Linked DNA regions of Mus musculus: region 1 is linked to region 2. The links are chromatin loops, found by intact Hi-C in ENCODE. Cell type or tissue: gastrocnemius. All regions are shown on one strand.

The links. Hi-C counts contacts between places; a loop is a spot of excess contacts. Peaks named below come from ENCODE experiments on the same cell type or tissue, not always from the same donor. Only the 100,000 strongest peaks of a DNase experiment are listed, where the experiment ranks them.
Region 1: it touches region 2 in a loop (2.4-fold over the local background); 3 of 42 quality-filtered maps call a loop at or near these places.

Annotation. Positions count from the first base shown.
Region 1 is chr6:113,322,238-113,330,237 of GRCm38, forward strand. Brpf1 (bromodomain and PHD finger containing, 1) reads left to right here. Exons shown (of 13, transcript NM_030178.2): 12 at 176-330; 13 at 1,746-2,625. The coding sequence ends at 1,929. It overlaps Ogg1 (8-oxoguanine DNA-glycosylase 1), which reads left to right and starts at 4,739. Exons shown (of 7, transcript NM_010957.4): 1 at 4,739-5,125; 2 at 6,128-6,375; 3 at 6,992-7,171. The coding sequence starts at 4,989. In gastrocnemius, no CTCF peak of the experiment used is centred here; DNase peaks (open chromatin) are centred at 4,113, 4,585 and 4,979; H3K4me3 peaks cover 2,438 bases; H3K27ac peaks cover 3,663 bases.
Region 2 is chr6:113,072,411-113,080,410 of GRCm38, forward strand. Setd5 (SET domain containing 5) reads left to right here and starts at 5,229. Exons shown (of 22, transcript NM_028385.1): 1 at 5,229-5,302. Gt(ROSA)26Sor (gene trap ROSA 26, Philippe Soriano) reads right to left here and starts at 4,834. Exons shown (of 3, transcript NR_027010.1): 1 at 4,764-4,834. In gastrocnemius, a CTCF peak has its summit at 3,697; DNase peaks (open chromatin) are centred at 4,134, 4,351, 4,892, 5,835 and 2 more places; H3K4me3 peaks cover 5,780 bases; H3K27ac peaks cover 7,838 bases.

The DNA.
Region 1 (8,000 bases), 250 kb after region 2:
AGAGATCCCAGTCAGTTTTCCCACCTCTCTCTATCTCCTTTTGCACCCTAGGTTCTGAAATAATATGGGTCAATACTGTAAGCCCAGTAACATATTCTTTGAGTTCTTAGATAGGGCTAGCTAGCTTCAGGGAAGAAGTGACCTATACATAACTGAGCTTGTATTACATCCTTAGATCATTGATCCAAAGATGCCCCGAGAAGGTATGTTCCACCATGGGGTTCCTATCCCTGTACCACCACTGGAGGTTCTAAAACTTGGGGAACAAATGACACAGGAAGCCCGAGAGCATCTCTACCTCGTTCTCTTCTTTGACAACAAACGAACCTGGTAAGGAAAGATGGATGCATTTGGTGTGACTTAAAGCCACAGATGTATACAGCCATCTGTAATGTGGCAGCAGACTGCCAAGAGACACTACAAATGATTAGTTTATTACAAAGTGTACATGGTGTGGGGTGACGACACACTTAGAATAGCTTTAAGAAAAGGGTGTGGCCCTTAGTCTGATGCACTGAGTAGGCAGTAGCTGGCAAACAGCTATAACTAGAAACCAAAGGACCATCAGTGACTGACAGATTTAGGGTGGCTCTCTGCCCACATTGATGGCTTCTAGACTTATTTTTTCCATTTTTTCCTCTATAGTAACAAAGTGAGGAAAACCAAACATAAACATTTAAACTTTAAATCCTTCCTGTCAAAACCGTGTTAAATGCCTGCAGATGACAATTTGTAGTCTCCCTAAAGCAGCTGGGACAGGATTTTTACACCCAAAAGATGCTGTGGTTATGCTGTAGAATTAATATGCCTTCCCAGTGAGAACTCATCACACTTAAGAATTTAATAAAGGAAAGTCTCTAAGCATGCAACTGGTGCTGGCACAAAAGGGAACCAGCCTCAAACACAAAATTTCACCAATTTATAGACCAGCGTGTGCGTGCATATGTGTGTATGCCTTAGGCTTATACATCTCATGTACACCATCATCCTTAAATCTCTTCCAGATCCAGGCTGCACTTTAAACAATTTAAAGAGACAGGAGACTGCAAGTCTGACCACTTGGGCGGGTGAAAGGGAGATTATACAGCAAAGAAATTGCCAGAGTTAATTAAGGACACCAGTGTTGTTGTTTTCTGAATAGTTGTTACCTAGGATCGTCTTGGCCACTTGATAGAATTATGCTTTTCCTTATAAGTAATTTACTTGATGGCAGACCAGGATGCCATTAATAATAGTTGTCCCTTGCTCTGCAACCTTAGAGGCATGTTCTTTGATACGGAGATGGACCTAGTGGCTGGTTTTAAGTCAGTGTTGCCTCCTTTTGTTTTGGGAATCTAGATTAACTGGATATCAATCTTGGTGAGCAAACATTAGCAGAAACATTTTCTCAGCAACCCTAGACTGCCATTTTTGTACAAAATTGTCTTTCCTACGGTTTCTAACACACCTGTTTAGTCATATTGGAGGCAGAATTCCTTTAGCTAACTTCTACTTCATGTAACTCAGTATTTCCTAAGCAAGTCTTTTAGTAAATCCTTGTAGAATCAATGTTATTGCCTCAAGCATCTCCTGATTCATTTACTCCCCCTGATCTGCTGCCTGGGCTGTTCTTCTCAATACAATACACAGTCCCTTGATAGCAGGGATGCTAGGAGTAGGCATTCCTAACAGCACGGGGTTCAAAAGGGCGAGCACTCTTCTACCTGAAATCATGCCTCATCTCATCTTCTTACCTTCTCTGACAGGCAGTGGCTGCCCCGGACTAAGCTTGTTCCTCTGGGTGTGAACCAGGATCTAGACAAAGAGAAGATGCTGGAGGGCCGCAAGTCCAACATCCGCAAGTCAGTGCAGATTGCTTACCACAGGGCTCTGCAGCACCGAAGCAAGGTGCAGGGTGAGCAGAGCAGCGAGACCAGCGATAGTGACTGATACTCTCAGAGCCCGGTGGTGCTGTGATGGCTCTCCTTCCCTTTGCTCATTGTCCTGGAGTGATGCCGCCCTCTGCACTGATTAATTCCTGGTCTTGGGGCCAGTCTCAGGGGAAGTTGGGTAGGGGAGGTCCCTCCTGCCCTGAGTGCAGCTGGACTGTACAAAACACTCCAAGGGCCCATGGCCACTCAGTGCAAGGAGAGGAGAGGTCTCAGAGGTCTAACGAGTTCAAAAACTCATGGCATTGTAGGGCAGGGTGGTGGGCCACAGTAAGAATACTGTAAAAAACAGGCCCTACCACCCTTACCTACTCATGCCAGGGGAATTCATACCTGCCTAGAGGCCTGAGGCCCTTGCAGGTGGTAAGGTAAATCAGCATCATCCCAGCCTAGCCGTGGGATTGATGTCTGTCTAGCCTGGAAGAGGGGCACTAGGTGACCCCTCCCCTGCTGTTGTAAATACTGTAATTATTGGAGAATTTAAATTATTCTCATTTGTAACTGCGTTTCCGGGTCGCGCCAGAGTCATTTGGTACTAAAAAAAGAAAAAGAAAAAAAAAAAAGAAAAGAATGGAGCTTGTCTCTACTTCCTTTCCTTTTCCCATAGAACTCCCCCTACCTTTCAAACTGGTTTGTATTTATTTCAAAGGAAGAAAATATATTGATTCTTAGAAAATAAAGTCTATTTAGAATTCTTTCTTCTTGCCTTCTACTAGGACAGAGGGATTCCGAGGGAGAGCTTTGTGCCTCATACTTGGGATGTACTTTGTGCCCAAAGGGTTGCTGATGACTGTGCACGGCAGTCATAAGACATATAAGCAAGCTAGATAGAGTAGTAGCACGGTCCTGTAATCCCAGGACGTGAGGTGCTGAGGCAGGAGAATTGCCATGAGTTCAAAGGGGAGGCAGAATAACATAACAAGAACCCGTCTTTGAAAAGTTTGAATAGCAAAGCTAAGTAAGAGCTCACATGTCCTATGTACTCTCAGGCACTGCCCTAAGTACCTAGAAATACATAAATTGTGTCTAATCCCTGCAATAACTATGGATGGCTAATAATACGCAGCTATCTCCACAGTGACAGGACCATACTAAGTACCTTTAGATATACTGTTGTGCAATCTTTACAGTAATTATGGGGTGTGTTAATTACAGGTTGTTTACCTCAGATGCTAAGGTTTAGAAAAATTAACTCGCCAAAGTTCCTACAACTAAGAAGTTGGAGAGCTAGGACTTAAACCCAGGTCTCTTTGTCTGGAAAGGTGTCTTTTCAGCTAGCACCTAAGACCAGATGAGTCCATTACTGCCATCTTATGGGATTCAGTTGCTTCAAGTCCTTTGTTAGGACTGTAGCTGAAGGGCTTCAGACACTTCAGTTGAAAACAAAGTAGGTGTGTACCAGCCTGTTAATGCACATGCAACCTTGGCGTTTTTCCTAACTTAAAGTCTTGTTGGAGAGAATGCCTTCTCAGTGCCAGGCACCTGTAAGGTGACATGCCTTTAGATGAGGTAATCACAGTAAAACATGGATGCTGAGAGCCTTACAGCTACTGCTTAATGAAACTGAGACAAAAGACCCAGTTTGTTTGATGTTGGTTAATAGTGTTCTAGCAGGTGTGCTGTGCCTTTCTGTAGACACACACACACACACACTAATCAGCATCCAGCCCTGCCCTTGAGTCTGTAGTCCAATAATTTAGGCACAACCCGAAAATTTCTCTGCTTGATGGAAAATGCCCTAGTGTGTCAAACTAGTGTCCGAAGTTCATGTTTCTTTCTTTCTTTTTTTCTTTTCTTTTTTTGTTTGTTTTTGGAGACAGGGTTTCTCTGTGTTGCCCTGGCTGTCCTAGAACTCACTCTGTAGACCAGGCTGGCCTCAAACTCAGAAATCTGCCTGCCTCTGCCTCCCAAAGTGCTGGGATTAAAGTCATGCGCCATAACTGCCCGGCTGAAGTTCATATTTCTTAGCCTAAGCATTCTTTTTTTGTCTTAAAAAATTATAAATGATATAGTCCTTTTTGGAACAAGGTGGCTGGTGCTGGTTGTGTTGGTCCCTTAGGCTGCCTAGAGCCACACACTGGCATTTGGACGGAGTGAACTCCAAAGAAAGCCCATCTCTCCACGCTCGGACTGGAGCGGGTAGCTGTGCCGCAGGCTGTAGCCAGGGCGAGCAAACCTGAGACTGGCCTCTGAAGCCTGGGAAGCCCGAGATGGCGCATTCGGGGCCTCCTGACAAGACGTGGAGGGGACAGCGCTGAAAAATCACTGCCTCAGAAGAGGCTCGGTGGAGAAAGGCTTGAGCAGGGGAGGATGAGATTCTTTCGGTTTATTTCTTGAGACAGAGTCTCGCCATGAAGCCCAGCCTAGTTAAGCTTCAAACGTGCCTCCCGCCTCTGCCTACCGAGTTCTGGGACGACCGGTGTGTACCACTACGCCCCGCAATGATGTGGCTCCAGTGCGGGCCAGCACGAGAAGTTGCAGGCAGGCCCTGAGATTGCACCGAAAGCCCTGAAATGGCAGAGCCGGGTCTCTGGCAGCCAATCGCCAAGCAGCGAGGCCAGCAGGCCAACCGCTCCCACCTCACAGGCCCGCCCACTCCGGCACTCCCGAGTTCTCATTGGTGCTTCGTACTTTCTTCTCGGATTGGCTACCTCTAGGGTCAAATAAGCGGGAGCAAGGATCTACTTCCGGTGGGAGTAAACTGGGACCCGGAAGAACCATACTGGCGCGCCTTTCCAAACCTCGAGGGCTGCGCAGGAGGAGGAGGCGCGCGCCGGGAGGTCCTGGGGGCGGGGCCACGTCCGGAGGAAGAGGCGGGGCGTGCTGCACGGGAGAGCGGAGTGGGGCGTTTAGGGGTTTGGTGGTGTGCGAGAGGCTTTCCTACGAGGAGAGGGAAATTCATTCAACAGGGACTCAAATTAAAATTACACCGGACCCATAAGCTAGGACCCACGGTGCTACACTCCCGGTGTGTGTGGTCACTTGTGTGCGAGGCTTTAGGACTTGGGAAAGTCGAGTTCTGATTGGACAGTGCCGTAATGGGCTGGGGCTGCTAGCCGAATGTTATTCCGTTCCTGGCTGCCTAGCAGCATGAGACATCGCACCCTAAGCTCCAGCCCGGCCCTCTGGGCCTCTATCCCGTGTCCACGCTCTGAGCTGCGTCTGGACTTGGTTTTAGCTTCTGGACAGTCCTTCCGGTGAGTGACTGCACTTGGGAGGACTGTTCCCTAGGATGTTGACTTCTCAGTGCTGCCCACTCGGGATACAGAGAATGTTGGGAGCAATAGATGAGAGTACATTTTGGAGTCTAAGCACCGGTGGTTTGCCTTTTAACCTTCTTTAGGAAGTAGAGGTGATGACTGTGCAGGATTATGAGGACCATGCAATAAAAATCAGTGGGGGAAGCTGAGGGATGCACTCAGTAATAAGAGTGCTTGCTTTTCACGCACTTGGCTCTTGGTTCAATCCCCAGTACCGCTTCTTTTTTATTTTTAAGATGAAAACTACACCGGGGGTGGTGGCACACGCCTTTAATCCCAGCACTCGGGAGGCAGAGGCAGGTGGATTTCTGAGTTTGAGGCCAGCCTGGTCTACAAAGTGAGTTCCAGGACAGCCAGGGCTATACAGAGAAACCCTGTCTCGAAAAAACAAACAAACAAAAAGATGAAAACTAGCGGGGGGGGGGGGGGGGGCGGCTGGAGAGATGGCTCAGTGGTTAAGAGCACTGACTGCTCTTTTGGAGGTCCTGAGTTTAATTCCAAGCAACCATATGGTGGCTCACAACCATCCATAATGAGATCTGATGCCCTGTTCTGGTGTGTCTGAAGACAGGGACAGTGTCCTTACATATAAATAAATAAATAAATAAATAAATCTTAAAAAAGAAAGAAAGAAAGAAAACTAGCCGGGCAGTGGTGGCACATGCCTTTAATCCCAGCACTTGGCAGGCAGAGGCAGGCAGATTTCTGAGTTTGAGGCCAGCCTGGTCTACAGAGTGAGTTCCAGGTCAGCCAGGGCTACACAGAGAAACCCTGTCTCGGGGAAAAAGAAAGAAAAGAAAGAAAGAAAAAGAAAGAAGACATACCACTTTTATTTATAACTAATTAGTCAGTTTACAGGTGGGACATTTGTAAAACAGAAAGGACCTTAACGAGTTCAAGATGGGTAACGATGCTAGGGTTGTCTGTTGGGGTGCCCAGGTGGAAGGAGCAGAGCCCTGCTCACTGGAGTGGCGTGCTGGCAGATCAAGTATGGACACTGACTCAGACGGAGGACCAGCTCTATTGCACTGTGTACCGAGGAGACGACAGCCAGGTCAGCAGGCCCACCCTAGAGGAGCTGGAAACCCTACACAAGTACTTTCAGCTAGATGTCAGCCTGGCACAGCTGTATAGCCACTGGGCTTCTGTAGACTCCCACTTCCAAAGAGTGGCCCAGAAATTCCAAGGTGAGTACAAGGGGGCAGGAATGGTGGCTTACAAGTTACATCTCTGTGACTCTGCCTTCCGTAACATGCAGATACAGGGCCACCAGGATGGTTCATCAAATAAAAGCACTTGTCATGCAGTTTAATGCCCCAATACATACTGGAAGGAGAGGACCAACTCCCAAAAGTTCACGCTATGCCACACACACATGATAATAGCAAATAATTAAGATGTACTTACTAAAGTGCTTCTACTTAGCACATTGTTATTATTATAATGATGATGATCATCATCCACAGGAAAGTGATAAAGATATGGGGCCTAATCCTGACTGTGTGTCCTGGAGCAGGTGACGTCATTCTGTCATTATATACCCAATCACTTTTACTCTTTGGTGAAGAAAGAAAAGGACACAAAATGAAGCCCTGTTCATGTGGTGCTTGCATTGTGGCTTTTTTTCTCAGTGGAATGGGATGGTCACCCAGACCCCACAGGATGCCACAAGGCAGAAGCCTAGTGATTTCTCGACCCGAGCAGTCCCTTATTCTTCCAGGTCCCCCTGGAGCCTCAAGGTGTAGTGTCTGATGTGGAGGGATTCGAGGTGTGTCCCCAGGCTCCGACCTTTCTGCTCTCCAGGTGTGAGACTGCTGAGACAAGACCCCACTGAGTGCCTTTTCTCTTTCATCTGTTCCTCCAACAACAACATTGCTCGCATTACTGGCATGGTGGAACGGCTCTGCCAGGCCTTTGGACCTCGACTCATTCAGCTTGATGATGTCACTTATCATGGCTTCCCAAACCTCCATGCCCTGGCTGGTGAGTAGGTGCATCCGTCCCCTTCAGCATTTGGACAGAAAGATCTATCTGTTCAGTTCTACCCAAGCTATGAGCTCCCATCTCAGAGCTTCCCACTGTGCCAAACACTGTCTCCACCCAGAAGTCCTGGGTGAAGTAGTCTGGGCAGTCCCAGATATAACTTGTCCTCAGATTTGATCTCTGAAACAGCAGCACCTCATTAGTTGGCTGTTTGCCAGTATATGCAGTACCTCACTAGAGGAATGTCTATACACAGTGTTCAGTAGTTTAGACTTACAGGCAGATAATCTGAGACAGACTGCCTAGATCTGACTGAATCCTAGTTCTGACACTAACATGTTCACTTCTGTTTTGAGTCTGTGAAATGGAAAATGATGTTACATATCCTGTCAGAATCCTTTATTCTGAGGACAGAATAAAGGGAGACACATCTTGCACCCAGCAGTGTTTGGAACAGGAAATACATAGCAATTTTAAGCTGCTGTCACTTTAGTGAGTCCACTTGCTCTGTGAAGAAAGTATATTGGTTAGCAGATATGAGGACCAAGCTAGGTGACATGCTTAGGGACTAAATAGTAAGAAGAACTTTGGTTCATTCTCAATTGGGGTATTTTTTTGGTGCTAAGAAAAGGCTCGAGTATCTGCTTTTGGCTTAATAATCATAAGTTGTCAAGGAGTTCATTTACCTCTCTAAGCTTGGCTTGACTTGTTAATAGAATGGGAATATTAGAATATATTTAGAAGGGTTTGGGGCAGGGGGGATAAGTTGATTGTGAGGCATTGAAAAGGAATGAGTTGGGCTGAAGATGGCTCAGTGGTTAAGAGCACT
Region 2 (8,000 bases):
AAAACGTCTCAACTTCAAGGTGAAATGCTTGACTCCTAGACTTGTGACCCAGCAAAGTGCTCTATAGGTAGGGTTACTAGGTCAGAGAGTCTTGCCTGCAAACCACAATTATACAATTCCACCAAATGTAAGACATGTAAAAATGACTTATTTAGCTCAGGTTTTGAAAATTAAAAATCAAACCCACAAAGACCTAACTTTCACATTAAGTACAAATGTTTAACATATATAACATGTTTTGCCTTGATATATGAAATCATATGACATCACCTGACAGGAAACTTAAGTTTATTTGAACAACAATCAGCCTAAGGTAGGCCTAGCACATGATCAGGATAGTGCAGGGAAACCCAAAGAAGTGCTTCTGAGTATAAACCAAGAGACCTCGAAATAGCAGCTTTGTTCTGTATCTCATGGGCTTTAACTATCACTTGAAAACAATTTCACAAATCACAAAACCAACATTTGTTTAGTTTCCAACTCTGCCTATTCACCGGAGAAATCCATGTCCCAATTTGATGGGGGAAAACTTGAATGAAATATTATTTGGAATATTTTAATATCCCTGTGTATATGCAGATGGTTTAAAGACAGGTAACCTTAACTGTAGTTTCTTGGTTGTCTGCCTTGTTTTTTGAAATATGCTCTCACCAGGAGCCTGCCAAGTAACTACTCTTGTGTGCTCAGCAAGTCCTAGGGATCCCTTAAGCATGCTCTAACAGGCCTGGCTTTTTTTTTTAAAAAGTAGGTTGCGGTGATAATAATTCAAGTTTTCATCACTTGAAACACATTTTACCAACTATCACCCAAGCTCCCTTAGTGTGTCCCCTATAAAAGAATCTGACCTGCAAGTTCCAAAAGTATTACTACATTTTAACCTTAGTATTCAGGAGACAAAAGCAGGCAGAACTTTAGTCTACATATCTTGTTGCAGATCAGGCAGAGATACATAGTGAGACCCTGCCTCAGGAAAAGCTATCATTTTTATATTCACAGTAAGCAAATTAACATTAAAAGTCAGAAATTCTTAATTTGACTTTGGCTGTGAAGAATTTGGATTCTCTGGATTTGAAACTAGAAAATCTGATTAAGCGATGCAACAGTTTCTGTATACTAAAACTCTAAGACCCTTGGTTCTAAAGATACCACATTTAAAAAAAAAGTTAAGTATAAGACAAAAAGCCTTAATAGCTCTTTTATAGGGGAGGGACTCATTTAATATTAGTCCACCTCACTCCTCATAACTATTTTATGAGGTTTATTATATAACCCATTTTTTAAAAAAAAAATTAAAGGACAATTTTAGTGTTTGAAAGATTTCCCAACCCCACCCTGGAAATCAGGCTGCAAATCTCAGCAGCTGCCCTTAGAAGGCAAAAAGCCATGCCATTTAAGCCATGGGAAGTTAGTAGCAAACAAGAGACCACATGGCAGGAAGGAGGCTTTAAAGAAAGCCCACAGTGTCAAAAGACCCAACCAACAGCAGAGACAGAAAAAATAATACCCAAATCTCATCAGAAAGGTAGACGGATTTAGCCACATCCATAGTGGCTCATTAGGGAATGCTTCAATTATAATTTTATGAAATCTCAGAGCCCCCCTCCCCAACAGGGTTTCTGTGTGTATTCCTGGCTATCCTAGATAGAACTTGATGTGTAGACCAGGCTGGGCTCAAACTCAGAGATCTGCCTGTCTCTGCCTCCAGAGTGCTGGGATTAAAGGCATAAAGGCAAGCACCACCACTGGCTGGCTAAACTCTGGCCCTACATTTTTGAAATCCAAAATTATCATTACTTGCTTTCATGTTTAGTAATGGCTGCAGACTTAGCTTTCAGCTTTGTATAGATGAAGCACAAAAGTTAAGTAAAGCTAGCAGTTTAAACAAATAGGATACTAGAAGTTCAATTTTTATTTCTTTATTGCTTAGTGTAAGAGAAAAGACATTAAAGTCTGCATTGGTCTTCTGTATCCCACAAGTCTGCAGTTATGGCTCCTCTGTCCACAGTTACACTTCAAATAAAAATTAGTTCCTTGGTAACATTTCCAGTGCTTAAAGAGTAATTTGATTATTGGCTACCATATTGGAACAAACACAAAGTATTTCATTACTTCAGTAAATTCTACTGGAGACAGTATTCTCTTTAAAAAAAAAAAAAAGAAGAAGAAGGAGGATTTATTTATTTAATGTGAATACACTTGTGGTCTTCAGACACACCAGAAGAGGGCATCAGATCCCATTACAGATGGTTGTGAGCCACCATGTGGTTGCTGGGAATTGAACTCAGGACTTCTGGAAGAGCAGTCTGTGCTCTTGAACTCCGAGCCACCTCTCCAGCCCCTGGATAGTATTATTATAGAGCACAAGCACACACAACACAACAACCTAAAAACCAAGCTTCACAAATACATTTGTTGCTTAATCATTTTACTTGTGTTTGGCTACAAGTCAAGCAAAATTATAGGTCCTGAAGAAGCTTGGCAAAATCACATTTAGACCAGCAATAACGTGTAGAATGCCATGAGTCAAGCCAGTCCAAGAGAAAGCACTGCTTAAATAGAAAAAATACAAGCTCACAAGACCTTAGGTCAGGAAAGACAACAAACACCTGAACTTTGCATTCCAAAAGGAACCACCTTTTACAGATGTGTACAATGACAAAATTTTAGTAAGCAGTAATCAATACCATGTGGCTCAATAATGAAATATACCTTTTAATGTCTTAAAATATCAGCCTGGCAATATGTAAGATACATCAGGTAATATTGGGGGAGGAGACATCCACCTGGAAACCATTAATGGTTAATAGCTCAGTTTATAAATGGAGAAAAAGGAGAGAGGCATTCATGGGAGTGGAAAGTTAAGCTTTAGGTTGGATTCTCAATACATCTATTGTTGTAAAACTCCCTGGACTGAGAATAGGCCCAAATGTGGAACACCACCTGACGGGAGAGGTGATAGACACTGAAAATTAAGGATCAAGGCAAAGGATCAACAAAAAGTGTACTAAGGAGTTATAAAAGAACTGCAGTGTTGAGGCCCCAGCTACAGCCTCGATTTGTGGTGTATGTAACTAATCTGTCTGGTTTCATGAGTCATCAGACTTCTAAGATCAGGAAAGGGAAAATGCCAATGCTCTGTCTAGGGGTTGGATAAGCCAGTATAATAAATGAAAATGGGGCTAAAATGAGTGTTCTAAAATACCTTTTGATAAGGCTGCAGAAGGAGCGGGAGAAATGGATATGAAGTACTGGGCTCTTTAAAAATGATTAAAATTCTGCTTACATAGTCTAACTCGCGACACTGTAATTTCATACTGTAGTAAGGATCTCAAGCAGGAGAGTATAAAACTCGGGTGAGCATGTCTTTAATCTACCTCGATGGAAAATACTCCGAGGCGGATCACAAGCAATAATAACCTGTAGTTTTGCTGCATAAAACCCCAGATGACTACCTATCCTCCCATTTTCCTTATTTGCCCCTATTAAAAAACTTCCCGACAAAACCGAAAATCTGTGGGAAGTCTTGTCCCTCCAATTTTACACCTGTTCAATTCCCCTGCAGGACAACGCCCACACACCAGGTTAGCCTTTAAGCCTGCCCAGAAGACTCCCGCCCATCTTCTAGAAAGACTGGAGTTGCAGATCACGAGGGAAGAGGGGGAAGGGATTCTCCCAGGCCCAGGGCGGTCCTCAGAAGCCAGGAGGCAGCAGAGAACTCCCAGAAAGGTATTGCAACACTCCCCTCCCCCCTCCGGAGAAGGGTGCGGCCTTCTCCCCGCCTACTCCACTGCAGCTCCCTTACTGATAACAACTCAGAGCGACTTTGGGAGAGCAAGTGCTTCCTGCCTCCAAAACAGCCCAACTGAGCCCTCGCTCCTTCCCTCCACTCCCCGGAGTGCGCGATGGAGGTCTGGCTCAGCACGCCCCTCTTGAGGCAACTCAAGTCGGAAACGTGCTTGCACCCGCCCCGCAGCCGCTCAGCCCTACTGCCCGTCCCCGCCCCCAGCGCGCGCTTCCTGCCACGTTGCGCAGGGGCGCGCGGCCAGACTCTGCGGCGCGGGGCCGAGGGGAGGGCCGGAACCTGGGAGCGCCTCCTCGCCGCCCCCGCTGGCCGGCGGATGGACTCAACTTGCACGAACACGAGCCAATGGCAAGGGCCAGTTTTCTGGGCCCCGAGAGCCAATCAGACGACGAGGCCCGGCCGGCGGCGGGTAAAACGACTCCCCCAGAGGAAGGGGAGGGTGGGCGGCCGCTCGCGCGCGAGCTACTTTCGCTGACCCTCCCTCCCCTCCCCCGCCCCGCCAGAGGCCGACCGCGCCCGCACGTCCAGCTCGCCTCACCCCACCTACCTCCCGCCCCACCCAGTGGGCAGAGCGAGGCTGCCGGCGGCTGCGCACTCCGGCTGCCGTTAACTGACAGGCGCCTTACGCCAACCAAAACACGCCATTTGTGTTTTCACACACGGCGGGAGGAAAAGAAGCCAATCAGCGACGAGACGTCGGCCGGAAGCGCTCCTCCGCTGCCCCCCCCCCCCCGAGCCATGGCCGCGTCCGGTGGAGACTTTTCCGCTCCCTTCTCCCTCCCCCTCCGGTTGCTGCAGGGCGGACCGCATTCCTGCCCACCACCCGCTTGCCCCTTCCAGCGTCACGACTCGTACCCGGCTGTCTCACAGAACGGCTCCACCACGCTCGGAGGGCCTGCCGCGGCCGCCCATCCCCGCAAACGCACCAAGCCGCCCTCCCGCCAGAGTCCCGATCCCCTACCTAGCCGAGGCTCTCTGAGGAGCCGGAGCCCCAAAGCACAGCCTCTTCTTTAGGCGGCCCCGGCAGCCTCCGCTGATTGGCGGCGCACCGGCCAATAAGTGTGGGGCGGTGGGCGGAGAGGCCAATGGCGCGGCGGGAGGGGGCGTGTCCCGCGTGCCCCTGGCGCCGGCACTGGGAATCCCCGTGCGGTCAGTGGCGTTTCCGCTCGGGCAGCGGGCTGAGTGAGCTGCCGCCGCTGCCGCCGCTGCCGCCGCCGGGGGAGGGGCGGCCGCCGCCCGCCTGCGCTCAGAGACTCACGCAGCCCTAGTCCCGCCAGTCCGCCAACACAGTAGTGCCGGCCCCCTCCGCCCCTGGCCCTCCCCCTCCCCGCCTCGGGCTCGCTCCGCCTTTTCTGCCCCCCACCCCCACCTCACGGGTACGGGCCATTCCCGGCCAGGAAACGCCGTGGCGCCGCGTTGGGCCTAACTCGAGTCTCGCTGCCTCCCGGGAGTGCCGTGCGCCGCAGCCCGGGCCCAGGCCCCGGCAGCGCCTGGGTCAAGGTAAGGGTCCAACAGAAAAGAGACACCGAACCACACGACCGGGCCCCGGGGGAAAGAAGGGTCACCTCAGTCTCCCTGCGTTCCCTCTCCTCGGGGTCGTGGGCCTGGGCCTCCCCAGCCTGGTAGCAGGAAGATGCTTGCCCTTTTCGTCTTCTCAGCTACCTTTACACACCATTGCACCGCTCTTGCCCAGAGAGAAAGGCTCTCCTTCATCTAGTCGACCCCACTACCTTTTTAATGTCTTCCCTGGGTCAGGACTCTTCCCCTCCCCCTACTCTGGTCTCCCCTTTTTGCCTGGGTATTGCCTACTCCACGTTTATACCCTTTTCAGGAGAGGCCTCCCAACCCTGCTCTCAAAATACACATACTTTTTTTTCTGTCCCTGAGCCCCCCACCTCCCCTGTTCTTGCGGCCTTGTGACAACTCTGGTCGCTCGTGGGGGCCCAGTCCTCCCCTCCATAATCTTCCTGAACGCCTCTCCTCTGGTTTTCCAGTTCCTATCTCAGATGGCTGCTGCTTTTCCCACACCAAAGACATTACCTTCGCCACCCCCACCTCACATTCTTGGACTCCCTGTGGCGTATGCCCCAGTATCCTTGCGATATCCCTGTTGAATTTGTAGGGTTCTAGCCTGGAATTGAGCCAGATTTTGTCGTTTTCCCTGCCTAGGGCGTGGAGAGCGATCTTTTAAGAACGACTCTAAAGAAGAGGGGGAGGGATATGCCCCTATGAATCCGTGCAAGCCAAGATCCTAGGTAAATGGTAGTGGGCAAAAGCCCTGGTTTTAGTAGGTAATCGCTCAGAAGGAAAGTTTTAACTCCTGGGAAAGCCCCTTCTATGCTAATTTATTCTATCGGGCGCCTTTGCCTTTCTCATTCTTAGGAATAAGGATCTTTCTCCTGTGTACTGATGCTGCAGCCCGCCCTGCTGGCCTGGGTCAGGGGTGCGTGGATGACCTGCATTTTCTGCTTTCTCATGTTACTTGTGTAACGTCTTCACCAGCAACTCATTTTTCGCCCAGAGCTCTGGGCTCTGGGTTTTGTCTATACCTGGATTCCTTTTGCCAATTGTTCCTGTGCTCAAAATACTTAAAAAGATTCAGGTTCTCGAATTTCCTCCATACCTTGACTAAATTGTTTTTAGATGACATATTTGTGACCAAGGTCATGTTTACATTACTTCCTTGCTTATATGTTAAATACCTATACTTTTGATTGGGGAGGATCCAGATGGAGGAGGTTCCAGGAGGAGGTTTGTGTGCAGCATATTGAGAGGAAAGTGTTTTGATGGTTAATTTGATATTAATAATGGTTTAGGTCGCTAGGAGGAAAACTTTAAGAGGTTATTTTAGATGTGTGCAATCTGACCTAGGACTAAAGCAGAGAATACTGACATAATTAGAGATTTCTGAGTTTGGAGGACACAGGAATTTCTTTTCCCTGGATTTCTTCCAGTTTTCTCAGGAGGATCATTAGTTCTCTGTCCAAAATTTGTGGCCTGTTATGGGATTAGAGGCTTTAAGGTTATTCAGATTGTCATGTGTAGAATATTGAGTTATGTTCTTTGGTAGGACATGACCCAAGGCTCTTGTTCCTAGCTGTAAATTTAAATATGATTGCTGAATGTTTGGAAAATTGACCTTTTTAAAACTAAAACTTAATGCTTATATCCACATTGCTGGTTTAATTAAAACGAATATTTGGAATTTGGTATTTGTTGATTTTCAAATCAAAGACCTCAATTTAAAAGTGACCTTAGGATTGTTCCTTTCTAAAAGCATAGTTCCAATCCTTCCAGCATGGAGCACTTGTTCCCCCCCCCCCCCAAAAAAAAGTGTGTTAAGAAGTGGGGGTGGGGTAAAGAAAAGGTTGCTCCTGTGTTGGATCACAGGAGTGAGTATACAAGGCGGCAGCAGCTGCTGGCTCTGGAGCTCTGGTTGCTACGTGAGAAGCTTGAGTAGTGCTGGCTGCTGTCTCCAGGGAAGGACAGCAGTGCAGCGTCCATTAATGCTGTTGGCTGCAGGGAACTGCACTTAGTGATGGCTGCTCAGGCTGGAAAGAAACCTTGCTTGCTTTCCTGGGAAATTGTACTGCTGAGCTGCTTTGCTTTTTGCTAGTGAAGAGACCAGAATTAGCAATTCATAACTGTATCCATTTATGGATATCAGCATCTGAAAACTGGATCAAAGTTAAAGACTTGGGGTTTTTTGTTTGAGGAGGGGTTGGAAGCTTTTTGTTACTATCTGAGGTTTTACCCTTCACAGGACTTAAAGTTCATTAGTGTTTTGATCTTTTTTAACCCCTAAAAAACCTAAAAATAGTAATGTGGGTAATAGGGTGAGGAGGATCTTTGTTTTGTTTTCCCAGTGCAAGTGACATGAATTCCTCCATCTTTTAATTGCTTGAGTCATTTCAGATTTGTATTTGTCTCTCCGTATTAGGCCGTATTTACCTTTGTGAATAGATTGATGTTCTTTGAAACATCTTACTATATATTTGGATGCCTAAACTAAAAAGAGCTGCTTTTGGATTAATGCTTGGTTTGTTGTTAATTCTAAATTAATCTGTAGACCTCTCCAGATTAGATATACTTACTGATATCTGACCTATAAATTGGATTAATCGTGTATGTGTTGGATTATAGACTTTCCACCGAACAAAGATGTGTTTTGGCAGTAATCCATCAGAGACACAGAAGG